7 separate regions of the Homo sapiens genome follow, and all the other regions are linked to region 7. A link is a loop called in an ENCODE intact Hi-C map of the cell type or tissue named here. Cell type or tissue: heart left ventricle. All regions are shown on one strand. Region 1 overlaps CRLF1 (cytokine receptor like factor 1). Region 2 holds the start of REX1BD (required for excision 1-B domain containing). Region 3 overlaps ELL (elongation factor for RNA polymerase II). Region 4 has its middle 2.1 kb from the start of ISYNA1. Region 5 overlaps ELL (elongation factor for RNA polymerase II). Region 6 holds the start of CRTC1 (CREB regulated transcription coactivator 1). Region 7 overlaps UPF1 (UPF1 RNA helicase and ATPase).

Region 1 (4,000 bases), 250 kb before region 7:
CTCCTGGCCTTGAGCAGTGCTCCCAGCTTGGCCTCCTAAAGTTCTGGGATTACAGGCATGAGCCTTTGCAGCCAGCCAGCTCAGGTATTTTGAATCACATTCTCCAAGGAGTTCAGAATCAGACCTTGCAAATACTGGATAGACAGTCTGAAGTCCTGGGAGGTGAAAATTCTAATCTCAAAGGGTCATTAAGACGCCTCACATTCCCCTCAAATCTCACAGCCCCCACCCCAGGCCAGGCAGGCCCCAAACTCACCTTCACAATCACAGCACCTAAATAGCTCATTTATTTAAAAGGACTCTTTTGGAGGGGCCCTAGGTAATGGGGAGTAATGACTCCCCTTCTCACCCCCAGCCCTGGCAGGGGTTCTAGGCAACTCAACCAACCCTCACACACACACACACACCCACTGGGGTGCACCCAAAGGTGGCCTCACGTGGGAGTCAGAGCTGTTATGGCCGTTGGAGCTCAGGGGCCACCCCAGCTCCTGCTGAGGGTGGCTCAGGTGCCCTGAAGTGAGGGTACAGAGGTGGCCCCAGTTTGGGTTCGGCCTCTGCGTCTCCACGTGGCAGGGAGGGTGGCCTGAGCCCCTACAGCTTATCTGGCAGGACCTGCAGGCAGAGGGGAAGCCAAGCTAAGCAGGGAGTCCAGGAGAGGGCCGCACCACAGAGCCACTGAAGGAGGCTTCATTCGTGTCCTGTCCCCACCGCTTCTGGCTGTGTGACTTTGGGCAGGGTCCTGCCCCTCTCCGGGCCTTGGCGAGGCTATCTGAGCTGCAGGTAAAGCACTTGGCGCGGAGCCAGTATGCAGTAGGCGCCCATGCGTGCTAACTAGGGTGAGTATGTTCATTCATTTCGGAGGAGATTCCACTTCGGACATTTTCAGGGCATTGAATGTTCTTAGGCTAAAGGAGACAATGCCAGTTATACAGTAAGTGCTAAGTAAATGCTGATGAATAACAAAGGAAGAGGACGGATTCCATCTCAGCGACTCTAAGGCTGGGGTTGGGAGGCGTGGGGGTGTGAACAAGACCTGCAGCCACCGGAAGGGGCCCTCCCCTTGCTCCCTCCCGCCCACCCATTCAGGCCCACCTTACCTCTCGCCGTGCCCCGTCTGCCCGAGGGCAGGATCCCCTCGTCCTGTGCTTGGAAGGAAGGCAGAGGTGTCGTGGGGGCTGCAGACCTGCGTCCACAGCCTGCTGTCTTCCCCCTCCCCTGTTTTCTGGGCCCCCCCAGCTCCCTGTCCCCACCCCCACGCCCGAGGGTCCCTCCTTCCTACCTGGTTGCGGGTCTTGTGCGACTTCTGCATCCAGGCTCGCCACTGGTCGTAGAGGCGGAAGCTGAGGTTGGAGCAGTACGCGTGCTTCTTGAGCCAGCCCAGGAACTGCTTGAGCTCGCGCCGCACCGGCCCCGAGCTCGGCTCTCCGCCCCGCGGTTCGCACGCCCCGCCGCCCGGGCCCGGGCGCTCTGGTGGTGGGCGGAGCGGCAGTGTCAGAGCGCGCCCGGCAGGGGGTGCGCGCGGGCAGGAGAGGGGAGACCCCGGCGCGGCGGGACCATGCTCCCCTCGGGGAACCTCCCTCCCCGTTTCTCAAGGACCGAGTCCTCCCCGCGGCCCTGCACAGCAGCCCAGCTGCGCCCCTGGCCCGGCTGCGCCCCTGGGGAGGTGGGGGGGAGGGGGAAGGAAGGGGCTCCTCCTCCACATCTCCTCCAGGAACCCGATTCCTGTGGCCTGAGCCAGGTGCGAGTGGAGTGGGGGGAGGGGAGAATGAGAGAGGCCAGAGCCGGGGGGATGAGACATAGAGATAGACAGACAGAGCAGGGGGCCGAAAAAGAGAAAGGGAGAAAGACGCACGGATGAGAGAGCCGGGGCCAGGGATGGAGAGATGGAGACGCAGGGTGGGTGAAAGCCAAGGGTGTCAGCCCAGGAGGAAAGGGCCTGATCAGGGTAGGACAGAAACCCTGGGGACATAGGGACAAAGAGATCGAGACAGAGACACAGAGGAAGAGTGACAGATGAAGGGAGACCGAGTGCAAGATGACCCCATGGGACTGTCCCCAGCATGGGCCCATGGGACAGGGAGTGGGCCAGGAGGGCCAGGTGGGAGGCCTGCCTGTCGGTCCAGCTGCCGGCTGCAGCCAGCCCCCAGCAGGCCGGCGGATAAGGACATCGGCCTCACGTCATAAATAAAGCCGGGGACCCGCTGACAGGCCCTGGCACGGCCCCGGCCCCCGCCGCCCCTGCTGGCCTTCCCCGGCCTCCCCAGCCTCCCCTGCGGACGCAGCGGCCTGCTGGCTCCTGTGCAAGAATCGCAGGTGCCGGGCACGAGCAGGGGCCAAGGCTCAGGCCCCTCCCGGCTGCGCTTGCTCCCGCCCACCCCTGAACCTGGAGGGGCCCAGGATAGGGGCTGGGGAGCTGGCTGGAGCCTGACTCTACCCCTCCCTAGCTCTGGGACCCTCTCTGGGCCTCAGTTTCCCTATCATCTCACGAGCCAGAGTGAGCTTGGTCTTCCCGGTGAACTAAGTTTAGACCTGTGTGACCTCCTAGAGCCTCAGTGTCCTCACCTGAGAAAAAGCGGCCTCCCTTGCAGTGAAACCCTGGGGGGATGGGACAATAAGTACCTCCATGCCAACTGCCTGCAAACACTTAGGTGGCACCCACCATGTGGGCACTTGCCACAAATTATGTCATCCAACCCTCATAACAGCCCAAGGCAAGTGGGATTCTCGACCCCACCTTCCAGATGGGGAAACGGAGGCCAGACATTCCAAGTAACAGCTTTCGTTTCATTTCACAAAAGAGAGACTAGAGGCCTGTGGACCCGGAGAAATCCCAGACAGCAAGAGGAAGCAGACCTAGGCACCTAATCATTCCCATCCCCCTGCCTTGATCAGAAGGAGAAATTGAGGCCCATCAAAGTGGGAGTTGGCAGCCCATTGGCCTTAGAAGCAGGGGTCTCAAACTCACTGGCCCCCTCTTAGGAGGGAGTCTGAGTGGCCAAAACAGACCAGATGGGGATGGGCAAATGGAGAGTGAGGGTCCTGAGAAGGGGAGACCACTGCTGGTGGGGGCTGTAGGCCATGCTGTTACATTTTCTAGATAATTTATTTTTCTAGGGAATCTAGGATATTTGTGTAAAAACTTCCTGGGTTTAAAATTTCTACTAGTTGGTCAAACTTTTTTTTTGTTTTCCAAACAACAGGCCAAAGAAAATAGATCCAAGGGCCACATTCAGCTCTGGGGGGGCCACCAGTTTGAGACTTCTACTCTCTTGGAGACAATCAGGAAACAGGCTGGGCATGGTGTCTCACACCTGTAATCCCAGCACTTTGGGAGGCCGAAATGGGCAGATCACCCGAGGTCAGGAGTTCGAGACCAGCCTGGCCAACATGGTGAAATCCTGTCTCTACTAAAAAATACAAAAATTAGCTGTGCATGTTGGCGCGTGCCTGTAGTCCCAGCTACTTGGGAGGCTCAGGTAGGAGAATCGCTTGAAACCGGGAGGCAGAGGTTGCAGTGAGTGCAGATCACACCACTATGCGACAGAATGAGGCCGTGTCTCAAAAGAAAAAAAAAAGAAAAGAAAACAAGGAAACAGAGGCTCTAGCTGGTTTCGGACTGGCCGCTGGATCACCCAGCCCTAGGAGGGTGCTCACCACTGCGGGGAGTGGAGGCGGCTGTGGGGTGGCTCCACTCACTCCAGATCCCGGCTTTCTTGGAGCCATAGATGCCAAAGGGGTTGCAGCGCACTTGCACGAAGTACACGGTGCCGGGTTTCAGGCCGGCCAGGCGGCAGGAGGTCTGGTTGCTCACATCGTCCACCACCTGGACAGTGAGGACAAGGTCAGAGTAGAGGGCGGGGCCTAGCAGGAGCGGGGGCGGGGCCTGGAAGGAACAGGGGCGGAGTCAGGGAAGGGGAGGGTCACCTTCCAGTCCACACTGTCCTCCACTCGGTAGCGGATCTGGTATTTGGCTTGAAAGAGGAAATCCTTGAGGGCGGGT
Region 2 (4,000 bases), 260 kb before region 7:
ACCTCCTGTGACTTATTCCTTTTCAGAAGAGGCAGTAGCTGTGCCCATTCATGCTAAGCTTCAGCCGAGAGCAATCTCACTACTTCCTCTATTGGCTGGTTTAGGATTTACTACCACCTAGGAAGTGGACTCACAGCCTAGATGAAATCTCTCTCCAACTTACTCAAATCCAGGACCAAATAGACTCATTAGCAGCTGTGGTTCTCCAGAACCAGTGAGCACTAGATCTCCAATCTCCTCACTGCCGAAAGGGGAGGAACATGCCTTTTTCTGAACAAGGAATGTTGTTTTTATGTCAATAAATCAGGCATAGTGAGAGATGGAATTAAATGACTTCAGGATAGAGCTAGCAGACTACATGGTGGGACAACCGAAACTACCTCAGGGTTCTCACAGCCTGTTCTCCACTGGCTTCTTCCATTTTTAGGTCCCTTCCTTATGATTATTCTAGGAGTAACCTTTGGCCCATGTCTTTTCAGTTCCTTCATCCTTTCGTTTCTTCCTGAATAGAATCAATGAAACTAGAAATGTTACTGCAGATGGAACCTCAGATGACTTCAACCAGCACCTATTATCAAGGACCCCTAAACCAGCCTGCCGGCCCATACCCGGACGTTGACACCCAAACCACCTCTCACGAGGAAACCTCAGCTACAGAACCCCTTCTATGCCCCTATTCAGCAGGAAGCAATTAGAGTGGTCATCCTCCCACACCCCAACAGCAGTTGGGCTCTCCTGTTGAGAGAGGGGACTGAGGGGTGGAGTTGGCAGGATTTACTGGGCAGGTTTGGGGACTTTCACAGAAGACCCCTGTGACTCAGTGTTTTGAGTTCTTAACCAATCGAGTGAAGGATTCAGAATTAACCACTCCAGGCCGGGCGCGGTGGCTCACGCCTGTAATCCCAGCACTTTGGGAGGCCGAGGCGGGCGGATCACGAGGTCAGGAGATTGAGACCATCCTGGCTAACCCGGTGAAACCCTGCCTCTACTAAAAATACAAAAAATTGGCCGGGTGTGGTGGCGGGCGCCTGTGGTCCCAGCTACTGGGGAGGCTGAGGCAGGAGAATGGCGTGAACCCGGGAGGCAGAGCTTGAAGTGAGCCGAGATCGTGCCATTGCACTGCAGCCTGGGCGACAGAGCGAGACTCTGTCTCACTAAAAAAAAAAAAAAAAAAAAACAAAAAAAAAAAACACTCCAGAGGAGGATTGAAAAAAGAACCACTCTCAATGGACAAAAAGAAAGGGGAGGGGTAACATAGGGATATGAGCCCTAGCCACCGGAGCCAGCAACGGCAACCCTTCCGGGTCCCCTTCCAGCATGTGGAAGCTTTCCTTTCGCTTTGTTCAATAAACTGCCCTGCTGCTCACTCTCCTGGTCCGTGGACTCTTTTTGATCTGTAACACACACCGCGAAGGTCCACAGCTTCATTCTTCAAAGTTAGCGAGACCACGAACCCATCGGCAAGAAAAACTCCCAACTCACTAACAGCCTAGTCCCTTCCCCCTTAAAGGCTGGTGTCTGTCACCCCATACCTGAGCTGGTCCCTCTTCACTAAGTCAGGCTACCAGCATCTTCCTGCTCCTCCGGCTGGGCCCCTGGAGGAGGAAGCTTTCCAAAGCTCTGTCTAGCCCATGTATCCCTCCAGCAGGAAGCTCCAAGGCCTCCTCTGTACTTTGAGGTCGTTCTGGCCCCTGCTATGCTCCAGGCTCAGGGCTATTACACAAGACACCCAATTCAACTCGGTGGGCTGTTGACACCGTCCCTGTCACTGAATCTTGTCTTCACCCCTGTGATTCTCTGAAGAGCCAGTGAATCTCTGTTAATGTTGGTGGAGTTCCAGCCACTGCACTTTTTTTGAGGCAGACTCACTGTGGCTCCGGCTGGAGTGCAGTGGCATGGTCATAGCTCATGGCAGCCCCCAACTCCCGGGCTCATGTAATCCTCCCACCTCAGCCTCCCGAGTAGCTGGGACTGGAGGCGGGAGCCACCATGTCGGGCTAATTGGTTTTTCTGTAGAGATCGGGCCTCCCTAGGTTGCCCAGGCTTACTTAACACTCTTGAACGTCAAAACCCACGCTCAGTACCCGCTTCAAGTGGAAGTCGGTGTTGAGATACAAGCATAGGAACGAACTCAAGGCTAACAGCTGTTCTGTATTCAGAGCCGCACAATCAAGGAAAAACACGATCGGAGGCGGGCCCTGGACGGGAACAAGAAGGGTGGGCTTGACTGGGCGGCCCGCGGTCTTGGTTCCCCTTTCTTCCTTCTGGCTGGCCGGCCGCAGGGTAGGGGGTCCGTGGACCTCCCGGCCTGTAGGGGGCGTCGGGCGCAGCGGAAGGGCCTGCTCCGGAGCCTGGCCAGGGCTGCGCAGTCATGATCACCGAGACCGCGGCGGAGCCTACGGTCCCTGCAGTGCCTGCTGCTGAGGAGGCCACCGAAGCTCGGGGACGCGAGGAGCCGGCGTGGCCCTGGGTGAGCCCAGGCCCAAGCGGGAACGGGCGCGGGGCGGGCGGCGCAGACCCAGGGGCGCGGGCTTCATGCCCCAGCCGTGCCCCCTGTCCCGCAGAAAGACGCCCCGATCCGGACGCTGGTGCAGCGCATCCACCAGCTGCAGGCTGAGCGCGCGCAGGGCTTCCGCCGACTGGAGGAGTGAGTGGGGGCGCGGAGGGGCTCAGGGTTCGGTCCCCCGCCCGCTCCGGGCGTGGGCGTGTTCTCGGCGGGCGTGCCTGGAGGAGGAGCTGGGTCCTTGTGTGGCTGCAGAGTCAGATGGGGCGGGGATTTCGGGGCACCGGGTCCTCACCTTCACGAAAAAGGCCCCACAGCACGTCCCCACTACCCGACGACTCACTCTTCGTGGCTTCTCTCTCCTCCCCAAGAGCAGGGGTGGGCCTGTCTCGCGTTCCCCTGCGGGAGTCAGGAAGCGTCCTTCCTACCTACCAGTCCTCCCCTCTGGTGTCTGGGGACACTTCCTGGGGGCCTTTCAGGTGGTTGGCGCCGGTGCAGGGCCTGAGAGCCTGGGGGCGCGGCCTCAGGGTCCCCACATGCCGCAGAGGCCACCGCCAGTACCTGCGCAGCGGCCCTGACTACGACTTCGCGCGCTACCGGAGCACAGTGCACGGGGTGACCCAGGCCTTCGCCGCCGCCTCGCGGGAGGTGCTGGCGGTGGAAGCAGAGCTGGGCGGGCCTCGCAGGCAGCCGCTGCTCGCCGGCCACGTGCGCAGCCTGCAGGAGCTGGAGCAGACGCGGCTGGGCACGGTGAGGCCACCACCCCTTCCCCGCCGTGTCTCTAGGACCCTGGCCGGCTCCTCTCATGACGCACCCCTGGTTGGGGGGTGGTCCCAGTATCCCATACACAGACCTCACCCCTTCCTGTCCCACCCCAATCCTCTATTAAGGCTTCACTTGGGGATTCTCGGACCTTGCCCTCTGCTGTTCATCCCCAATTTTTTTCCCAAGTTTTGTCCTTATTCCCAGAGCACTCCCGCTTTCTCCCAGCTCCGCCTAAATGCTATTCCAAGATGCCCAGATCCCGCCCCAACAATGCTCCACCCACTCTGGTTGTTCCGCGTCTAGGGTCCCACCCTCAACCTCCCGTAGATACAGGCGAGGGGGGTCCCAGGCCACGCCTCCTCCGTATTATTCCTCCATCACAGCTTTAGTTCTTTGCCTATTTCTCTCTTGCGATCCGCCTGCTCGGCCCTGCAACCGTGTGTGACTGGAATTCCTAGGCCACGCCCCCCATGAGCGACCCGTCTCAGCGTCTCTTTGGCCTTTTTCTTTCTGGTGTTTTTTTTTTTTTTTTTTTTTTTTAAGACAGGCTCTTGCTCTCTTGCTCTCTCACCCAGGCTAGAGTGCAATGGCGCGATCTCGGCTAACGGCAACCTCCGCCTCCCAGATTCAAGCGATTCTCCTGCCTCAGCCTCCTGAGTAGCTGGGATTACAGGCATAATTTTTGTATTTTGTATTTTTTTTAGTAGAGACGGGGTTGTGCCATATGGGCAA
Region 3 (4,000 bases), 380 kb before region 7:
CCCACACACAAACACAACCCACACACACAACCCACACATGCACAACCCCCACACACACAGCCACACACAAACCCCTCCACACCAAACCCCTCCACACACAAACCCCTACACACAACCACACAAACACAACCCAGACATAAACCCCCACACAGCCACACAAACACAACTCACACATAACCACACACACAACCACAACCCACACAAACACAACCCCCACACACACAAACAATCCATACACACACACACACACAAACACAATCCATACACACAGAAACACAACCTCCCACACACAAACAACCACACACGCCCTGAAGCCTCAGCCAGAGCCATGTGGGTGACCCTGGCCATCCAGATCTGTCCTGCTTCGACGCCACTGAGGTGTTTTTTCACCCAACACACACAGGTGCCACCCTGCCCTGCCTGCACCTCCCTTCCCAGATGTGACTTTTATTCTCGTTCATACAAGAAACTGGAAACACGCTGCTGGGATGAGGGAAGCTCAAGTTTGTGAGAGGCTCTGTGGTGGCCAGGTGCACAGGTGACATGGTGACCCAGAATGAGCCAGCCAGGGAAGCTGGGGACCACACGTCCAGGGAAACCAAAAAGAGTGGCTGTGGGAACCTGAGCCTGGCCTGGGTGGCTCTCCCGCCCTCCTCTGTCATCTCTTTAACCCCCACTGCCCCCTGTGGTCCTGGCCTGAGGCCCAAGTTGCCAGTGGCTCCTGCCCCACAGTGACTAAGGGCTGGGCACCCTCACGTGCAGCCCTGTCCCAGGAAAACCCCAGCTCCACCCAGGTTGGCAGGACTCATTCTGTCACCCTGGCTTCAGGGGAGATGCCACTCAGCAGAGAGCTGGCAGTGAGACCAGGCCACTGCCTGTGGCCTGGGGCAGCTGTACACCCAGTCAGCACTGACAGGGCCCCCCTGCCTGAGCCTGCCCAGCAACCTTGCTTCTCTGTGGGTAGGGGCTTCATAGTGGCCCTTCACCCTGCTTGGATCTTTTCCACACAGGTGTAGACATCTGCCCCCCAAACTCCATCCTAGAAGCAGGGGCCAGGTGCAGAGCCCAGGGCCAGGTGTGCAGCTGTGGCGGGGAGTAGGGGCTGCATGAAGGGGGGTGACACAGGCCTCAAAGCTGATGCTCGGGAGAGTGTCGTGCTGCTGGCGAAAAGGGGAAGACACACAGAGGGCATGGCGGTTGGCGTCCTTCAGGATGCAGGGGTGAGAAGGTGGGGAGAGTGTTAGGAAAGGTTTCCCGGAGCCAGACACCGAGGTTCTCACAGGCCCTGCCTCCCCTAGCACACGAAGCGCTATGGAGCCCTCTGATTAACGGGCTGTTTTGCTGCTGGTTAATGGTTACCAGCCCGGGACCGTGGGGAAGCCAGCGGGATGGGAGCAGCCCAGGAATGCGGCCACTTTCTTCGCACTAGCCAAGAGCTTGCCCGGGTTCTGGGACAAGGTTTGAAACGCAGCCCCTGCTCAGCCTTCTGAATGGGGTCTTGGTTGCTCCTTGGGGACTGCTCATGGGCCCAGTGACCCACGTACCAGTGGGCTGCCATGGGGCCCTCAGATGGCCCACGCACAGCAGGTCTGGGTATGTCTGAGGTCAGTCCCGGCTCCAGGTTATAGGGTGTGGGGAGGAGTTGCCATAAACCTAAGCACTAGTCCATGCTCACAGACACAGAGCCCAGGCCACAGGGGCTCATCCTAGGCGCTTCCGCAGGGCCCAAAGGCCCGCTCTGCCCTTCCCGCTGACCTGACCATGGCCACCAGGGGGCGTTGCTTCCACCACCGCTCAAGTCCCTGCCAGAGTCCGTTCATCTCTTCCCTTTGAAATCCATCCCAAATTGGGGCCTGCTGCACTCCCCACCTGACCCCAGACAGGAGCTTGGGCGATGCTGGCTGACTGGATCCATGAAGGAACACCATCCAGGGGGCGTTCCGACAACGATGAGCCCAGTGCAGGCTCTGTGGCAGGCTGCCGGCAGCATGGCCCAGGACCAAGAGCCCCAAAGCTAACAGCCCACTAAAGTGAAGCAGCTGGCCAGGCGCGGTGGCTCCCGCCTATAATCCCAGCACTTTGGGAGGCTGAGGTGGGTGGATCACCTGAGGTCAGGAGTTCGAGACCAGCCTGGCCAACATGGCAAAACCCTGTCTCTAGAAGGAGGTTAGCTGTGTAGCCACCCCAGGTCTCTCTCAGTGACTTGGGCCCCTGCTACACATGTTATTAGGCTCCAGGTCAAGGCACATGGCATGCTGCACGCAAGGACACCACTGTGTGCTTCGGCCATGGCCAGGCTGCAGTGTGTCATCTGACGGGCTCGCTGAGATGGGGGTTGGGGATGAGGGGCCCCCCCACTGCTCAGGTTGGGGTAGAGGGGCATGGGTGGTCAGGCAGCAGCAGAAGGCACAGAGTGACTGCTGTAGGACACCAGAGGGCACTGTGGGGCTGCTCTGGCAGCAAGCCCAGGCCAGCCCGCCCCTGCCCCCAACCTCTGACCCCTGAGAGAATGTCCTGGGGAAGGTAAAAAGGAGGTGGCCAAAGGGTGACCACAAGACCCAACTGGGGCTGATGGAAGTGTGGGGTTGTGTCAACTGGCTAGGCTGCAGCCCCTGGAGATTCATTATTCCATGACATCCCGTCTAGGGGTGCCCTGGAGGTACTCTGTGGACATGGTTACCATCCACAAACCAGATACTGAAAGCAAGTAAAGGAGATGACCCTCGATGGTCTGGGTGGTCCCATCGAATCAGCCCAAGGCCTTAAGAGGGAAACTGGCTGGGGTTTGGCAGGAGGAGGAAGAAACTCTGCCTGAGGACTGCTCCATCAGCTCCTACTGGAGGTCTGCAGCCAGCCCTGAGGGTTACAGACTCCCCAGCCCACAGTCGTCTGAGCCCACTGCTTGCAATGCATCTTTTTATCAGCACACACAGACACACGTCTCCTAGAGGCTCCATGTCTCTGCAGAACCCTGGGCTGCACCTGGAAGCCCATGGATCATCATGTCCATATCCCCACATCCAGCTGTGCAGAGCTCTCAGGCTGTGGACAGAAATTGATTTAGGTACAACATGGTAACTCTAAAAGAAAAAAAAAAAGTTGGGTGCAGTGGCTCACACCTGTAATTCTAGCACTTTGGGAGGCCAAGGTGGGAAGATCATTTGAGCCTAGAAGTTCAAGACCAGCCTGGACAACATAATGAGACTCCGTCTTTACAAAAATAAAAATAAAATTTGCCTAGCATGGTAGTGTACACCAGTAGTCCCAACTACTTGAGAAGCTGAGGTGGGAGGATCCCTTGAGCCCAAGAGTTCAAAGCTGAAGTAAGCTATGGTTGTGCCACTGCACTCCAGCCTCGGCAACAGAGAGACTCATCTCTTAAAAAACAAAACAAGGCTGGGCGTGGTGGCTCACCTGTAATCCCAGCACTTTGGGAGGCTGCAGCAGGTGGATCACCTGAGGTCAGGAGTTTGAGACCAGCCTGGCCAACATGGTGAAACCCTATCTCTACTAAAAGTACAAAAATTAGCCAGGCATGGTGGCAGGCGTCTGTAATCTCAGCTACTTGGGAGGCTTAGGCAGGAGAATTACTTGAATCCAGGAGGCCGAAGTTGCAGTGAGCCAAGATTGCACCACTGCACTCCAGCCTAGATGCAGGGGAACCTGCAATAAAGGCTAGAAGAAAAATCAAACCATTCTAAGGCATATCGGGTAGGTTAGGGGAGATGAAGAGTCCTAAAACAGGGGGTCAAAGAAGGTAGATGACTCACCCTTTCTCTCATTCCCTGATTTTTCTATAAGATGGTCATTTAGAAGAAAACATATTTCAAAAAAATGAGGGTGCTGAGTTTCTATGAACCTCTCTCCCAACCAAAATCCAGACAAATGTCCAAGGTCCTTGTGTGCCCTAATGCAGCAGTCCCCTACCTTTTTGGCACCAGCGACTAGTTTCGTGGAAGACAATTTTTCTTTTTCTTTTTTTTTTTGAGACAGAGTTTCG
Region 4 (4,000 bases), 410 kb before region 7:
AACGTCTGGAGACCCGGTTCGAGGCCCGACAACCCAGAGCCACCGTGGCCATCGGGTCCCCGCCTGGCGGAAGTGGCCAGGCGTCCACGAGCGCGGCGCGTATAGGTTCACCTCGCTCGCTCCGCAGCCCCCAGGGGCTCATGGCTGCCTATCCCCCCTTTACAAGAGGACAATGAGGCTACACATGAGCCCAGCCACAAGCCAGGGGGTGGAGCTGGGCAGGGAAGCTGGGCCTCCGGGGGGGTAGGTAGGGGGTCTGGGTCAGAGACACTGCAGGGGAAACAGGCAGAGGACCAGAACTCCAAAGCCAGAATCTCCTCGGAGCCACACTGCCACCTACTCCCCCTTCGTGGGCAGCAGCACCTACCAGGCAGTCCCATCCCCTGGCTCCCCATGTCCGCCCCCATCCATCTCGGGGGACAAAGTCACTCTGTCCCCACGGGGCTCACAAGGATGGGGCCTGTTTGGCCTGTTTCCCCACCTGCAGCAGGAGGGCTTGGCAGGAGTGGGCCGGAGCGGGAGGCTGTTCGCTGGAAAGGGGAGGGGACGCACAGGCGGGCAGGGCCGAGGCAGGGGAGGAATGAGGCCTGCACTGCAGGGCGCCCCCCTCATGCGCGCTGATAAGGGAGCGTGGGAACCCAGCGGGCAGGCCGGGGCAGCTCCCCCAGGAACTTTCCAAAACAAGCGCCTGGAGGCCGGAAAGTTTCCACCACTGGAGCTGGCCCAAAAGGTGGATAGTTGGGAACGTTTGCAAGAGACAGGGCCTGACCTTGGAGGATGAGGGCTTAAGACTCTGGGTCCAGGCCTCACCCTGAAGGGGCCCCAGTCTGAGGGAGTTGGAAGTGGACTGGGACACCCCCGCCCCAGTGGGTGGGAACTCACAGGCAGGGCCCCTGCAAGACAGGCTCCCCAGATGAGGGGGCTGCTGGCAAGGGTTTTGAGACATGAAGAGGAGTTCACTGAAAGAAAACTACAGGCCAAGCCACCTGAGCCACCCAGACAGGGCAGATGAAAAATTGGCTACGTGGGAGGCAGTTTGGGGTCTTGGGCAGACCCTGAGGGCTGGGGATAGGGAGTGTGAAAGAGTATTTGGTGTTTGTTCCTGGTTCTTGGTTAGACATTGAGCTCAATCACCAGTGGCCAACGATTTAATCAATCACATATATGCAAATGAGACAGTTGGGGCTCAGAACACAGAAACTCCCCTCAGCCTCAAGTTATGGGGCCTTGGCCTGCCCCGCGCTTTGAGCAGGGCATCGGAAAGCTCAGAATCGAGTCTCTCCGACCTTCTCCTGCCCTCCTGCCTCTAGCCCCTTTCTCCCCTGGAAACCATAGAAACCAGAATTCCTCTTCCCCAAGGCAGGTCAGAGACACTGGAGCCCTTCTCCCCTTAAAACAAAAAAAAAGCCACAAAGCCGGCAAAGGTCACTCTCTGCCTGCTCCCTTGAAGACCCTCATTCCGGGAGGGTCCTGCCCATACCCTGGAGGAAGGAATGCTACCCAGAGTCTAGGAAGTCTGGGCAGGCTGGCCCCCCTCCCCCACCCAGTCTGCTCCCTTTAAGATCTACAGTGTTTCAACACATTGATACACATTCTTCATAGAACCTAAGCCGAAAAATAGGCAGTCAGCCAGGCACGGTGGCTCATGCCTGTAATCCTAGCACTTTGGGAGGTCAAAGCGGGCGCATCGCTTGAGCCCAGGAGTTTGAGACCAGCCTGGGCAACACGGGGAAACCCCGTCTCAATACAAACAAACAAACAAAAAATAGCCGGGCTTGGTGGCGCACACCTGTAGTCCAGCTGCGTGGGAGGCTGAGGTGGGAGGATCACCTAAGCTCAGGAGGTGTAGGCTGCAGTGAGCCATGATTGTACCACTGCACTCCAGCCTGGGCAACAGAGTAATACCCTGTCTCAAAAAAAAAATGGGGTTTAGGGGAAAATATGGAGGGGCTGGGAGGGTGGCATGCCTGGAAAAGGCATGGAAGCTTCACGGCCCGCCCATACCTTGCCCTGTGCGCCTCCTCCATTTGGCTGTGAGCATTTTCCGGAGTTCTGTGAGCTGTTCCAGCAATTATCAAACCTGAAGTGGGGTCATGGGAACTCGCAATTTATTAGCCTGCTTGCCAGAAGTATAGGTGGCATCTGACACAGGTGCAGCCCTGTGGGACTGACCCCCATAACTTGTGGAGTCCGATACCATCTCTGGGAATGGAACTGTTGGACATCCTGTAGGTACTGGAGGATCAGAGAATCGGGGAGTTTGTGCCTCGAGGCGACACGTGATTCAGGAACCTGTGTAGTTGAGAGACATGAGGAAGGTCCCAAGACCCAGCCCCGGGGAGCCTGTGTTCACAGGGCCACCTGTAGAGGGTGCCGGAGGATGGGAGCTGGCACAGGGCAGCTGGAGGGAATCGGCATAGAGGCTGGGCTGCTTCCACTCCCAGCAGTTGACAAGGCCGAAGGAGGGGGTTTGGCCCCTACAGTCAGGCCTGGGTGTGCTGAAGTCGGTGGTGAGATGCACTGTTATTCCCCAGCAAAGTGTGGGCTCCCTGAAGGCAGGGATGAGGCTGAGTCACTGCTGTGTTGCAGAGCCCAGGTGGAGCTTGGTACAGGAGGGGGCTGCAGGAACAGGGGTGCCCGTTGAAAGAGGACAATTGGGGCCCCTGGCAGGTGGCAGGAGAGGGTTTAACAGCTCTGAGCCCCTCTCTACCAGGGTGCCCAGGTCATGAGGGTGGGAAGGCTCTCCTGAATATCCGGGGCACTAGACTGATGGCATCCATGGCTCAGGAAGGTCAGGGGACTGACTGTGGCCTCTGCAGGCTGCGGGGGTGATGGCCAGAGTATTGCTGGGCAGTTGGCTTAGGGCTGGCGTTGGAGGGCCGGGGGAGGCAGGACCGTGAGCTGCAGGAGGTTGGTGTTGGCCCTGGGATGTTGGGACAGAGATGTTATCCTGGGAGAACAGCGTGGCCAGGCTATGCTGGGAGCAGGGTACACGCTGCCCCACTGGGCTGCATGACTTCCCCTCCCGCGCCCCTCAGATTCCTGGGTGGCCTTAGAACTTGGGCCAAGGCCACGGACGGGCAGGGAGGCCAGGCCCCCCCCACAGCTGCAGGCCCAGGACCTTTGCCCACGGTCCTATTCTTCGGTGTTATCGCTTACTAAATGCACCCCTTCTTGTCCTTGGCTGGCAGGTTGAGTGTTATGTTCTCCATGGCCCCTGGCTCGTTCCACCTGCACCACCGCCGCTCCCGTCAGGCCTTTTCCCCATCCCCACTAGTGGCACAGGGGATGCCCCTGCCCCAGTGTGGGAAGAACAGGTAATATTACCGTTACCTGCTGCTGCTTTCATCAGAGGGAGACAGTCACAGCTGGTTTCCCCCACCCCCAGCCCCACTCCTGTAGCCTTTGGTGCCACAGGGGGCCAAGGAATCCCAATGCTGGGTTCAGCCCACCCTATCCACACCAGAGGGTACTGCTGTGCTCACACACCTGCTATGGCTCCCTATCCCTCCGCCCTGACCCAGCCTGCCCCCACCCCCGCGCTCCCCGTCACCTACAGGGCCCTCTGATTTGGTCCTTTCTCAGGCAACGGCTCAGGTAGGCTGCAAACTCTGCCTTCTTATCTGGTCCCAGCCAGAGCCCCTGAACAACCCTTTCTCATCATTATGGCGGCCCCAGGTCACATCACCTCCTGATGCCAGCCCACCCCCAACCACAGGACAGGGACAGCCACCACAGAAACCAGGCTGTGACACACCCACACACTACACACACACCCACACCCCAACACACACCACACACCCAACACACACACCCCCAACACACACCACACCCTCACACCACACACACACCTACACACCCCAACACACACCACACACCACCCAACACACACCACACCCTCACACCCCAACACACACCACACATCCGGTCAACACACACCAACACACACCACACCCACACCAACACACCCCAACACACACCACACCCACACACCCCAACA
Region 5 (4,000 bases), 400 kb before region 7:
GGACCTGCTCTCCAGCCACAGCAGGGGACGGGGCATGGCCCTCTGAGCAACGCAAAGCTATAATGAAAGAAGGGCTCCCACCCTCATCCCAGGAATCCCCTGACTCAGCCTCCTCCCCAGAGACACAACCCAAAAGCACAGCAGGTGACACCACCTGGGCTGCCCTGGGCCAGCTGGCGCCGAGAGCGAAGTGGCCATCTGCAACTGGCCGCCATCGCCACATGGGACCACTGCAGCCCCTGTCGCACATGGTGGTGGAACAGCCGCTGCACGCTGGCCACTGCTTCTGCTGGTTCCTATAAATGAACAGCTGCGCAGGCTCATGGCCACGGTGCTAGGCGGGTGCTACTGCTGCTCAGTTTAGGTGCCTGGGCTGTGGTCTCGGAGCCGCCCAGGTCTCCTGGCTCCCCAATCCCAGCCTGCCAGGCCCTGTCCCCACAGCAGAAACCTACAGTCCACAACAGTCGCACGGTGCCTACAGAGGTCCAGGTGCTATCCCTCTCCCACCAGGATCTGCCCATCTGCACCTGTGCTGCCTCTCCCTGAATAGGGCTGGCTTGCCTGGGCCCCCACTGTCTTCCCTGAACCCCAGCAGACCTCAGCATGGCCCTGGCTCCTGGGGCTTCCCTGCAGTCAGAGCTGGGGCCTGGGCCCCATTCCTCTCTGCATGTTAGCCCCTTCTGCGGCCTCAGTTCCCCACAAGGCTCTGGGCCTCCGGCCCCCAGTGCTGGCCTGGCACATTGACTGCAAGTGGCACCGGGCACTCCAGACAGGCAGGGAGAGGACCAGGTGCAGGAACATAGGGTGCCAGGTGCCAGGCACACAGGGCAAATCTGATGGGGCCTGGGGCAACAGGGTCCCCTCCCCTGGCTTCTACAGCTTGAGCCCCCTCGACACCCCATGAGGGTGAGGCGGGTGTGGGGCCAGTACTTAGAGCCCCGGCAACGCCCTCCTGCCTGGGCACCTACCTGGGGTGTCTGCTGGGGCTCCGGGGGTGGCATGGGTGGCAGGTGCACAGTCTGGAAGCTGGGCCCGGGGCTTGTCCTCAGCCGCCCTCTCCTTGTCTTTGTGCTTCTTGGACTTCTTCTTGGGCTTGCTGCGCGAGGGGCTGCCGTGTGGCCTGCTGGGCTGGGCACAGTCCGTCAGCAGGGGCAGGCCGAGGCGCACAGTGGGGGCTGGGGCAGCCGCCTCTCCGTGCTCACAGTCTCGGCCGCTGTGGCCCAGGTCATTGCTGACATCGGCCAGGGGGTCGTGGGCCCTCGGGGGCTCCAGCCGCGGGGGCAGGTGAGTGCTGGAGCTGAGGGTGTCCGTGCTGGCTGGTGGGCCCGGGGTGGGCAGCAAGGCCTCACGGCCATTGGGCACGCCCAGCTTCCCGTTGACGGCAGGCTGAGCTCTCTGAGTGAAGTGCGATATCCGGGGTTTCTTGTTGGCTAGGGGGTCGATGAAATCAGGAGGCTGCAGCCGCTTCTGGAGAGGAGCAGAGATCATTTTAGAGGGGAGCACAGAGTGGCTGAGCAGCAACAGGCAATCCCCTGGCCTGGCTAGAAAACCCAACGCCGCCTGCAAGGCCCACGCTGGCCACATGGGGGCGCCCGAGCACCAAGTCAGGTCCCAGGTGCCGCTCAGGGTGGCCTCAGCTGGGGCCCATCAGCCTGCTGGGATCGATGCAGGGGGAGGGCAGGGCCCAGTGTGTGAGCGGGCCACCCCTGGGGACTGGTCTAAAGCGCTGCTGTGCTCAGCATGCTTCCCCAGTGATAACTGTGACACAGGAGCAGGAAGCCCAGGGTTGAGCCCACATCAGGGAGCCGCCCCCCGTCCCAGGTTCCGCACTGTGACACTGGGGTGCTGCGGCCACACTGGCAGGAATCTGCCCCCAACCCCAACCCGACAGCTTCCCCCTTGGTCCCTGGGCGGAGGGAGGCGGCTCAACTTGGAGCAGCTCATGCTCCAAAGAGCTGGTGAGGAAGGTGACAAGGGTTACTGATGCAGCACAGAGTGCCCTGCAGGTGCTTGGGACAGTCACCCCAGGCATGCCTCACTTACCTGTGGGGGCGAGGCCGAGCGCCCACGCTCGCCTGGGGGGCTGGAGGCAGCAGGGTCTCCAAGGAGGCTGCCAGTGCTCTGTGGCTGGCACAGCTTCCTGCGAAGGAGAGGCAGGGCTAGGTCAGAAGGTGCTGAGGGGGCCTAGGGGCCCCAGGCCTGTATCCACATGGGGGCCCGGTGGAGATGCCTCAAGGAAGGGACCCCCCTCCTCCCAAATCCAGAGCAGGGCCAAGGGGTCACAGGAGCCTGGGCCTGAGGCCATCCTGCCCCCGACTTCACCCAAAGGAGGACTTCCCCACTCACTGTCCCCCTGAGCCCAGAGGAGGATCACTTTGTGTAGGTGCCTGCTACCGGAGAGACCAGGGACACACGCTAGGGTGCTGGACCCTGCTTTTAAAGACAGCTGTTCATCCTGTTCAGAACGCTCACTGCAGAAACTGTCCAAAATGCAGAAGAGAACGGAGGGCCCTGGCCTAGGATGAGACAGCCTTCCTGGAAGCCCAGGTCACAGCAGGATCTGGAGGGCGGCAGAGTGGCCACCAGCTTGACTAGGTGATGCAGCTGGGGAAGAAGGGAAGAAACACCCCAGTGCATGCCCCTTCTCCCGCTCCATGTGATCTGGGCAAGTGGAATCCCCCACCCCCGCCAGCAACCCTGCAGCTTATGGGTATCCTCTCTGACCCAACTGTTCAATTCCCGGGGGCTGTGCCATCTCAGGGCAGCCTAGCGCCCCTCCAGGCCCTGCAGAGAGACTTAAGTCCAGGGCCGTGGCCATTCTGCCAGCCAGTGACACCCAGAGCCCATCTCCCTAACAAATGGGCTAGGCTACAGACCACTGCAGGTGTCACTTCCCTGGTGGCCTGAGAGGAGAGCCATGTGGACATAAACAGAACTCCCAGTTAAAGACAGAAAACTGAGAACAGGCATTTGCATCCACTGGACAGGCAAGGCAGAGACAAAAGGAGGAGTGAAGACACCGGAAAGCATAGCAGAAGCATGAGTGGTGACTGCTGCAGGATCCAGAGAATCCAGGGCCCAGAGCAAGAGGCACCACGACCTCAGGGGACAACAGACTGCTGCAGGGCCATCCCCCACAGCTCTACTCCAGATCCTCATCACTGCTGGTGGGGCTGCAGGACAGTGAGCCCAGGGCTGTCAGGCAGCAAAGAGGCTCGGGCCACTCCTCCAGGCAGTTGGGAAGTTACCTGGGCCACAGCTGGACAACAGGATGGCCAGATGTGTGGCCTCAGGAGAAGAAGAAACAGGGCCCAGGACTAGGGCACATCGGGATTCAGAGGCCCCAAGCTGTGCAGTGTCCCCAACGGCTGCACTGCAGCTTCCAGGCAACAAACGTCAGACCTCAAAACAGAGGAACACGAAAATACATTTGAAAAGAGACTCCACAGGGAGATGAAAACGTTAAAAAATAAATCAACAGGCCGGGCGCCCATGGCTCACGCCTGTAATCCCAGCACTTTGGGAGGCCAAGGCAGGCGGATCACCTAAGGTCAGGAGTTCGGGACCAGTCTGGCCAACATGGTGAAACCCCGTCTCTCCTAAACGTACAAAAAAATTAGCCGGGCATGGTGGTGGGCACCTGTAACCTCAATTACTTGGGAGGCTGAAGCAGGAGAATCACTTGAACCCGGGAGGCGGAGGTTGCAGTGAGCAGAGATCATGCCATTGCACTCCAGTCTGGGCAACAAGACCGAGACTCCGTCTCAAAAACATAAAATAAATAAATAAAAAATGCCAGTTTTCGTGTCCTTGGAAAAACAAAAGCTCTGAATAGACGTTTCTTCAAAGAAGCTATACAAATGGCTAAAAGCACATAACAAGATGCTCAATGCCATGTGTCATCAGGGAAATGCAAATCAAAACAACGAGACACTGGCTACTCTGGGCACACTGCCTATGGGTTAGCCCTGCCCTGCAAGGAGCAATAATGAACAAACAA
Region 6 (4,000 bases), 160 kb before region 7:
GAACCAGTGTTCCCCAAATAAGGGTTGTTGACACTAAAAAGTTGAGGGAGTGGGTGGGGTTGAGAGAAGGAATATGCTTGTTAGGCAAAAAGTATAGGAGCTTACCAAAGTGCGCAAAATCATATCAAGAAGGAAGATGGCCGGGTGCGGTGGCTCATGTCTGTAATCCCAGCACTTTGGGAGGCTGAGGCGGGCGGATCACCTGAGGTCAGAAGTTCAAGACCAGCCTGGCCAACACGGTGAAACCCTGTCTCTACTAAAAATACAAAAAGTAGCCGGGTGTGGTGGTGGGTTCCTGTAATTCCAGCTACTTGGGAGGCTGAGGCAGGAGAATCACTTAAACCCCAGAGGCAGAGGTTGCAGTGAGCTGAGTCTGTGCCACTGCACTCCAGCCTGGGAAACAGAGACTCCGTCTCAAAAAAAAAAAAAAAAAAAAAATCCCATAAAAATTAGCTGAGCATCATGGTGCATGCCTGTAATCCCAGCTACTTGGGAGGCTGAGGTAGGAGAATCGCTTGAACCTGAGAGGCAGAGATTGCAGTGAGCCAAGGTTGCGCCACTGCACTCTAGCCTGGGCGACAGAGTGAGACTCTGTCTCAAAACAAAGATAAAGTAGGGCAGTGGCAATATCCAAGGCATTCTAAATGAAAATCGATATATATATATATATATTTAACATGAGCATTTTATTACCTGTTGTAAAGCATGAATCAAAGCATGTTTGGAAGATGTCAGCATCCCCTCCAGCCATCCTCAGTCCAATAAAATGTGTGCTTGTTGTGCCATTAGAGCCATCATCAATTCCCCCAGCTGACCTTCCTAGCTTCCACCCAGCCCATACTCTGAAATCCCTGCAGCCTCCTGAATATAAACTTTCAATATTGGTGGTTGGGGGTCCCTCTCTTGAGGGAGGGAGGGTTAGAGTCCCTCCTGCTTCCCTGGCTTACCACTCTGCCATCGGGGGAGTCTCTGCTCCTTCCTTCACTGCTGAGTCTTGATGGGATTTCTGGACCCTTCTGTTAGCACCTTGTTGCAAAATAGAGATCCTTGAACAAGACTGGACTGGAGAAGTATGCAGAGGGAAGGCTGAAGCTCTGTAACTCCAGTTCTTTGGGCTCAGGTATCCAGAGAATAGCAATATGCCCATTGCAAGGGAATGGGAAAAAGTAGTCGTCGGCTGGACATGGTGGCTCACGCCTGTAATCCCAGCACTTAGGGAGGGCGAGGCGGGTGGATCACCTGCTGTCAGGAGTTCAAGACCAGCCTGGCCAACATGGTCTTTAGTCTCTACTGAAAATAAAAAAATTAGCTGGGCGTGGTGGCGCCTGCCTGTAATCCTAGCTACTGGAGAGGCTGAGGCAGGAGAATGGCTTGAACCTGGGAGGAGGAGGTTGCAGTGAGCCGAGATCGCACCACTGCATTCCAGTCTGGGCGACAAGGGCAAAACTCGGTCTCAAGGGAAAAAAAAAAAAAAAAAAGAAAGTCGTTAAGGGCAACAGCTAGGTTTATGGACTGAGAGAGCCGATTGCAGGGTTCAGGTCTTAGCTAAGATAACTTTCCGCCTCCCTGTCTGTGGTGGCTGCAGGAGCCTCCCTCCCTAATGTTCTGTGGCTGGCCACTGGTCTTATTTACCGCATCACATTTACCTCCATCTGAAAAGTTCTTGGTTATTTGTGTGCTATGTCTGCCCCCTCTCTGACTGTACACTCCATAAGGGCAGGGATCACCTCTGCTTGTTCACGCCTGTACTCCAGTTTGCCTGGCACATAGTAGGTGCTCAGTAAATATTCCTTGAATGAATGAATGCATGAGTGACCAACGCCCTAGTCTGTTTTCAGAGCTCTTAGTCCAAACCCAGGTTCAACTTGGGGTGCCACCAATCCTTGCGGGGGGGGGTGCCTGGCCCCACCCTTGTGAATTGGGAGGATCTGGGTCAGGCCGTCTCCCTCTTGGGGGCTCCAGTGCCCCAGCCGATCCGCGGTCCTTGTCCAACAGCCCAGAGGCCGCTGTCCAGCGGGCCAGGAGGCGGATCACTGCGTCGGCGTTGAAATTTCCACTCGCGCTCCACCGCCCTTCCCGCGGGCCCCGAGCGCGCGCCTGGGCGCGCGCATGCGCCTTCGCCCCCGCGCCGCGCGCCGCTCCTGTGCGCCTGCGCCGCGCTCACGACCGCCGGCGCGCCTGCGCACTGCTCGCCGCCCGTGGGCCCAGCCGGCGCTTGCGCGGTGGCACGGGCGAGTGGGGGGGCGAGGAGGTGGAGGAGGAGGAGGAGGAGGAGGAGGTGGCGGCGAGAAGATGGCGACTTCGAACAATCCGCGGAAATTCAGCGAGAAGATCGCGCTGCACAATCAGAAGCAGGCGGAGGAGACGGCGGCCTTCGAGGAGGTCATGAAGGACCTGAGCCTGACGCGGGCCGCGCGGGTAAGGGGGCTGCCCGCGCCGACCCTTCAGGGCCGGCGGAGGGAGGGAGGGGGCGCGTGTCCGGCGCGTGCACGGGGCGGGGTGGGGGGGGGCGCGGCGGGGGCGGGGCGCGCGCGGCGGGGGCGGGGCTTGGCACGGCCCGAGGGGGACAGGTGTCCCCACGCCCCGGGCGTCGTGGGCGGGACAGGTGACCCCACAAAATCCATACCTGATGGGGTACAGGTGCCCTGCATCACTGCTCCCCGGAGGAGACAGGGGCCTCTATATCATTACTACTAGGAGGGAACAGGTGCTAGTACCTCGTCGTTACCTGACAGGGGACAGGTGTCCCTACATCATTGTTACCCGAGGGGGACAGGTGCCCCACATTATTACTACCTGGAAGGGACAGGTGCCCCCGCATCATTGCTACCTGGGGGGGCAGGATGACACAGGTGTATGAGCTGGGTGCTGCTTGCAAGCACCATTGGTAGCTGGGGGTGAGGGTGCAAGTGCCCCCGCATCCTTGCTACCTGGGAGGGACAGATGCCCTCCCATTCTTGCTACCTGAGGGGGACCGGTGTCTCTACGTCATGGTTACCTGTGCCTTTACTCCCTGGGTGTTGGGGGAGGAACGGATGTCCCCACTTGCAGAGCTGAGGTGGGACAGGGATCTCTCCCTCTTGGACAGCTGAGGGAATGGTCAGATCCTGTCCCCCAGGGGGTCCAGAGGGGGGCCAAGAAGGCAGATTGTGCTCAGTCCTGGAACTTGGAGTGGAGACAGCTGCCCCTTCTCCATGTAGCCCATATGGTGGGGGCCAGGTGATGTTCCTCCCAGTGGAACAGGGGATGCTGACCACAGCCCCTGCCCTCTCAGGACCAGGGTGGAGGGCCAGGTCTGCCTCAGGTGGCTGGGCGCATTTGGTGTGCAGGGGCAGGCCAGGTTCTGCCAGGCTCCTGTCTGGCAGAGCAGATACCCTGCAAATCTCACCTGGGAAGTTGCTGTGGGCCAGGAGCAGGGGCTTGGGGCTGGTGTCTGAGCACGGCAAGGCACCCGAGTTCCTCAGGCCTCAGTTTCTTGTCAGGCATTCTAGCAAGACCTTCCTCTTGGGGCAGGGTGGTGAGCACACTCTGCAAAGGTGATGCTGAATCTCCACTTTGTTCTTGCAGTGTGGTGAGACCTCTCTCCTGCATCCTGGGGCCTTGGGGAGGGTTTGGGTGGGCTTTGCAGATGCTCGTATCCCTGGTTTCCAGATTCAGCCACTGATGTGACTGGCTCAGGTAGACTTAACCTCAGTCTCTGATTCCTTAGGTAGCACTTTCAGTCTGTGTTACTTTGTAACTAGTTGTTTGTTTCTCTGAGAGATTGTGACCTTATAGACTAGGATTTGTGTCTTCATTTCTGTGTTGGTAATGATTGGGAGCTCACTGTCACCCAGGTACTGCTTTAGGCATGCTCGGTGAGTGTGCCACATCTGTCCTCCCAGCTCCAAGCAGCTACATTCTTGCTCAGGATGTAGAGAAAGAGATGGCTGGTGAATGAATGAATGAAAAAAAAATAAGAAAATGGCCAGGTGTGGTGGCTCATGCCTGTAATCCCAGC
Region 7 (4,000 bases):
GCAGTTGTGGCCTGATGACTTAGAGCCATGCGCTGTCTGCCTTTGCTGAACATAGAAGAGGCGCCTTCAGTGAGGGTGTGGCCTCGGTTGCCAAGGGTATCTCAGTGTTCAGTTTCTACTTCATCCTCAGGAGAGGGCTGCCTTGAAGGGATGGGGAGGGTGAGGTGGCAGTGGATGTGGCCAGTGACATTTCCACATCTGCATGGGTGGCAGCTTCGTAGTGTTTGATGAGCCTTACACTGTGGTGGGTCTGGCATCATGAAGCTGTCCTCAGGGCACACTGCTGTCAGTCTGTAAAAGTCACCCTGCTCCTTGTGGTCCTCAGTCATGGGAAAGAAGCATCTTCCTAAGCATCCTGGTTGTGGGCATGGACATGGCTCTGTGGCTAGGCGGGGGTTAGACCAGCTGTGTGGGGGACCGGGGGGTGTAGAAGGCCACCAGTGGCCCTTTTTTGGCCAGGTAGGTTTGCTAGAGAAGAGTGAAATCCAGTCAGAACAAGGGAAACTGTCTCAAAGCAGAGATGAGGCCAGGGTGTCACACCAGAGTCATCGAGGCTGGTTCTTCTGCACTGAGTCCTGGAAGCTGCAGCCTCACTCAGGTGACACTGCGTTCTGCTGCAGGTTGGGCCCGAAGGCATCCTGCAGAACGGGGCTGTGGACGACAGTGTAGCCAAGACCAGCCAGTTGTTGGCTGAGTTGAACTTCGAGGAAGATGAAGAAGACACCTATTACACGAAGGACCTCCCCATACACGCCTGCAGGTGAGCTGAGCTCAGCTGGGCCTGGGCATGTGCTGGACAGGTGGGTGCCTCTGGCATGGGCCTGGGACACTCACCTCCCAGGTACAGGGTGGCGCCCTTGTGCTGTGACTCTGGGTGGCGGTGTCCTCGGGAGTAAGGAAATTGCTCAGGCCATGTGCACAGCCAAGGCCTGTTACCGGTCAGGAGGTGGGCTCAGCAACCTCCGACACCCTGAATTCACCAGCTGGTGGGAAAAGTTTTCCTTCCTTTGGCCTCCTCAGACCCTGGGGGCATTGCCTGGTACCTGCGCACTCACTCATAGAAAGAATTTGTCATGGCATTGGGTGAGCATCTGGGGTGGGAGGGTGAGTGGAGCAGCTGAGATACCCTCACAAAGCAGTTGCTGCAGGGTTCTGGGGCATCCCTGCCTCCCGCTGCCTTGGCCGTGCCTGGAGAATTGGATGTGAAGACAGTAGTTAGTGGATAGACCTGCATGTTGACAAATTTAGAATTCTCATCTCGAGTGGGATCGTCCCTTGTTGAGGCTTATTTCTGTATTTTTGTGACACACAAGTGAGGAAATGTAGATTAGAAGAGGGGAGAAGGTTTTGGCCAGGCACGGTGGCTCACTCCTGTAATCCCAGCACTTTGGGAGGCCGAGGTGGGCAGATCACGAGGTCAGGAGATCGAGACCATCCTGGCTAACACGGTGAAACCCTGTCTCCACTAAAAATACAAAAAATTAGCCAAGCATGGTGGCGGGCGCCTGTAGTCCCAGCTAGCTACTTGGGAGGCTGAGGCAGGAGAATGACATGAACCCGGGAGGCGGAGGTTGTAGTGAGCCGAGATCGCACCACTGCACTCCAGCCTGAGCGACAGTCACGGCAGGTTTGGGCCTGAGCCCTGCCTCTGTCTGTGGGCACCCACTTGGGGCCCTCCCTGCAGCTCCTTGCCCGCGTGCTGCCCAGCGCTCCGGGACTGAGGCTGCTCTTCGCTAGGCTTGGTGGGCAGGCACTCTTTCCTGCATCTCAGCTCTTCACTCATTCTCATTTACAGATGTTTTCGTGTATGTAATTGTGTTCTCTTAACACACAGAGATGGCCATAAGTCCTGGTGCAGCTCTGGGGAGCTAGTATTTTTGGGTTTGGTATGTGGATTTTCAGAAAACCACAGCCAGTGGTGGGGTGAGGCTCTCCCGAGGCTCCTCGCTTGGGCTTCGGGGCCTGAGCTTCAGGGCGCTGCTGCTGCAGGGTCTGTGCCCAGCTCCCTGGGAGCACAGTGCCCTCTGCTGGAGCCCAGAGTTCACCATGACCACTGGGTCTGAGGCTGGATTCCTGAATTTCAGGCCAAAGAACGGGGACTAGAATGGCCCTGGAGGAGTGAGGCCTCCTTCCAGCAGGACTCTCCTTGGAGGTGGCTTTGCTCCTTATCCCCTCGGAGCTTCTGCCACATACCCCTTCCCTGCATTCTTGGATTTGAGAAGCCCTGGTTAACTGGTTTGATTTGGTTACTGGGATTGTTGGGGTTGAGTATGTGTTTAATGAAGAACTTAAAAATGTTGTCAGAGGAAAGAATTTCACATCTTGCCAAATGAAAACCAGAGAGCAAGCTTCCAGCTGTAACTGTCGCTGTTTTGATTTTTTAGTTACTGTGGAATACACGATCCTGCCTGCGTGGTTTACTGTAATACCAGCAAGAAGTGGTTCTGCAACGGACGTGGAAATACTTCTGGCAGGTAGATAATCAGACCATGCATGTGTGTTTAATCAGTGCTGTGCTCAGATTTGTGTGTAAATTATGGAAATGTTGAAGCAAAGCGTAATATAAAATCACGCTAACAAACCTGGGTTTTTTCCTCCTCTGTGACTGGTTTAACTTGAAACAGATGGTGGTGTGTGAATGCCTTAATGTATTTACCCTTGATTTATTCTCTGTGGCTCTTTTTATTATGCAAGTAGGGTTGGCTTAATTCTCCTTCCCAGTTTTTATTTCGATTTTTCTGCAAGATGAGCTCTTGGCACACCCGCTGATCTTCATTAACGGGAGGATGTTCCCAAGGCAGTAACGGGCATCCAGGGGCGCTGGTTCCTGAGCAAGCTTGCTCTGGCCTGAGCTCATCGGAGCTGTCCGGAGGCTAATTCAGGCCAGATCCTGAATCATCGGCTTCAATTAAGTTCACTTGACCGTCGGCGCTGGGCTTGCCTTCCTGATGTTGATCAGCTGCAGCTGGACTGTGTCGCTTGTTCTGTGTTTGGGACAGGACAGTGTTCTCCCAGTGCCCAAATTCCAAGGGGGGAGTTCGATGGTCTTGCCCGAGTGGTGGGACTCTCGTCCTGGTGGGTCCCGTGCTAGCGGCTCCCCTTCCCCTCCAGGTTGCTGTGTACAGGTCACTCCACTGCTGGAGAGGATGGAGCAGAGCCTGGGAGGCAGAGCTCCGAGGTGCTAGCAAGGAAGTGTGGGGTCTTTTTCTGAGGTTCACGTTCTGGAGAAAGAAAATGACCAAAGCCCGGAGGCAGGCTTACTTGTGCTGACACAAGCCCCTCCTGTGCCTTTGACAGCTGTGGGTCTCGGAGGGTTACAGATGGAGCAGTCAGATCTCGTGGCATCTCTGAGTTAGTAACTTGAAATATGGTGTTATGAGCAAGGCCAGAAAGGGGCTGCTGTTTTTAAAAGATTTTAAAGAAGGGTATCTTCTGGATAACCAAAAGACATTCTTGTCCCATTTTCAGAATCTTCTGGGTAATTTAAGTGTTGCTATGTTTGCATTTAGTTCCTCTTGTTCAGGAAAAGCAACTAAATAAAACTTCTCTTAGCTGGCAACCCCAGCTTCCGGTCAGCATAGCCAAGAACAGGGAAGTGAGCAAAAGGGCCTCTGAGAAACAACAGGCTTGAGCCAAGCACCACTGAGCATTCTGTGCGAGGCCCAGGGGAAGGTGAGGAAGCAGCCGCTGGCCCTTAGGGATCTTGGCTGTGACAGGGTGAGGATGCATGAGAAGACACGGAGACAGCTGATTCTGCCCACGTGGCCGGCAGGGCTCCAGAGTGGAGTCGGGCTTTGGAGATGCTCAGAGTGGCCATGGCTGGTTAGAGAATCCTGGGCCTCGTGGCAGGGAGAAGGGTTAGAAGATTAGCTGAGCTGAAGCTTTTGGCAAGAATGGTTTTCCAGAGGGGAAGAGAGAGGGCGCGGTGAGGAAGGCTGGGAGGCCCTGCAGGCGTGTTCAGAGCTGCTGGAGACACCGGAAGAGCCCAAAGGCAGAGCAG

The links. Hi-C counts contacts between places; a loop is a spot of excess contacts. Peaks named below come from ENCODE experiments on the same cell type or tissue, not always from the same donor. Only the 100,000 strongest peaks of a DNase experiment are listed, where the experiment ranks them.
Region 1: it touches region 7 in a loop (8-fold over the local background); 94 of 110 quality-filtered maps call a loop at or near these places.
Region 2: it touches region 7 in a loop (3-fold over the local background); 93 of 110 quality-filtered maps call a loop at or near these places.
Region 3: it touches region 7 in a loop (3-fold over the local background); 68 of 110 quality-filtered maps call a loop at or near these places.
Region 4: it touches region 7 in a loop (3-fold over the local background); 58 of 110 quality-filtered maps call a loop at or near these places.
Region 5: a loop joins it to region 7, with 5 times the contacts of the local background. A loop is called at or near these places in 72 of 110 quality-filtered maps.
Region 6: a loop joins it to region 7, with 2.2 times the contacts of the local background. A loop is called at or near these places in 48 of 110 quality-filtered maps.

The regions. Positions count from the first base shown.
Region 1 is chr19:18,592,968-18,596,967 of GRCh38, forward strand. CRLF1 (cytokine receptor like factor 1) reads right to left here. Exons shown (of 9, transcript NM_004750.5): 5 at 3,925-4,000; 6 at 3,655-3,823; 7 at 1,280-1,467; 8 at 1,098-1,140; 9 at 270-612. The coding sequence ends at 599. Among named protein-coding and RNA genes, the nearest start is that of REX1BD, 6.2 kb to the left of the region's middle. RefSeq lists enhancers at 89-590, 3,752-4,000, 3,756-3,815 and silencers at 1,224-1,313, 1,334-1,723. In heart left ventricle, a CTCF peak has its summit at 1,507 (motif pointing right); DNase peaks (open chromatin) are centred at 1,464, 2,195 and 3,894; H3K4me3 peaks cover 1,082 bases; H3K27me3 peaks cover 860 bases.
Region 2 is chr19:18,586,431-18,590,430 of GRCh38, forward strand. It overlaps REX1BD (required for excision 1-B domain containing), which reads left to right and starts at 2,368. Exons shown (of 5, transcript NM_001100418.2): 1 at 2,368-2,470; 2 at 2,565-2,647; 3 at 2,983-3,253. The coding sequence starts at 2,372. RefSeq lists a silencer at 2,196-2,715. In heart left ventricle, CTCF peaks have their summits at 2,303 (motif pointing right), 2,511 and 3,164; DNase peaks (open chromatin) are centred at 2,321, 2,691, 3,141 and 3,649; H3K4me3 peaks cover 2,285 bases; H3K27ac peaks cover 1,803 bases.
Region 3 is chr19:18,467,994-18,471,993 of GRCh38, forward strand. The region is part of intron 2 of ELL (elongation factor for RNA polymerase II); the gene reads right to left. Among named protein-coding and RNA genes, the nearest start is that of ISYNA1, 32 kb to the left of the region's middle. RefSeq lists an enhancer at 728-1,365 and silencers at 1,529-1,638, 1,679-1,728. In heart left ventricle, CTCF peaks have their summits at 1,752 (motif pointing right) and 2,437 (motif pointing right); a DNase peak (open chromatin) is centred at 1,788.
Region 4 is chr19:18,438,228-18,442,227 of GRCh38, forward strand. No RefSeq gene overlaps it. Among named protein-coding and RNA genes, the nearest start is that of ISYNA1, 2.1 kb to the left of the region's middle. RefSeq lists enhancers at 1-118, 119-1,105, 2,451-2,570, 2,731-2,790 and a silencer at 3,584-3,633. In heart left ventricle, a CTCF peak has its summit at 2,374 (motif pointing right); a DNase peak (open chromatin) is centred at 603; H3K4me3 peaks cover 603 bases; H3K27ac peaks cover 1,558 bases.
Region 5 is chr19:18,449,509-18,453,508 of GRCh38, forward strand. It overlaps ELL (elongation factor for RNA polymerase II), which reads right to left. Exons shown (of 12, transcript NM_006532.4): 7 at 2,044-2,140; 8 at 969-1,467. Among named protein-coding and RNA genes, the nearest start is that of ISYNA1, 13 kb to the left of the region's middle. RefSeq lists enhancers at 688-1,494, 1,495-2,301. In heart left ventricle, a CTCF peak has its summit at 1,581 (motif pointing right); a DNase peak (open chromatin) is centred at 1,613.
Region 6 is chr19:18,681,411-18,685,410 of GRCh38, forward strand. It overlaps CRTC1 (CREB regulated transcription coactivator 1), which reads left to right and starts at 2,270. Exons shown (of 14, transcript NM_015321.3): 1 at 2,270-2,418. The coding sequence starts at 2,293. RefSeq lists an enhancer at 1,660-1,959 and a silencer at 2,170-2,259. In heart left ventricle, no CTCF peak of the experiment used is centred here; a DNase peak (open chromatin) is centred at 2,161; H3K4me3 peaks cover 1,750 bases; H3K27ac peaks cover 771 bases.
Region 7 is chr19:18,845,360-18,849,359 of GRCh38, forward strand. UPF1 (UPF1 RNA helicase and ATPase) reads left to right here. Exons shown (of 24, transcript NM_002911.4): 2 at 621-760; 3 at 2,385-2,474. Among named protein-coding and RNA genes, the nearest start is that of UPF1, 15 kb to the left of the region's middle. RefSeq lists enhancers at 2,081-2,140, 3,600-3,719. In heart left ventricle, CTCF peaks have their summits at 2,023 (motif pointing left) and 2,232; DNase peaks (open chromatin) are centred at 2,002 and 3,682; H3K4me3 peaks cover 348 bases; H3K27ac peaks cover 1,685 bases.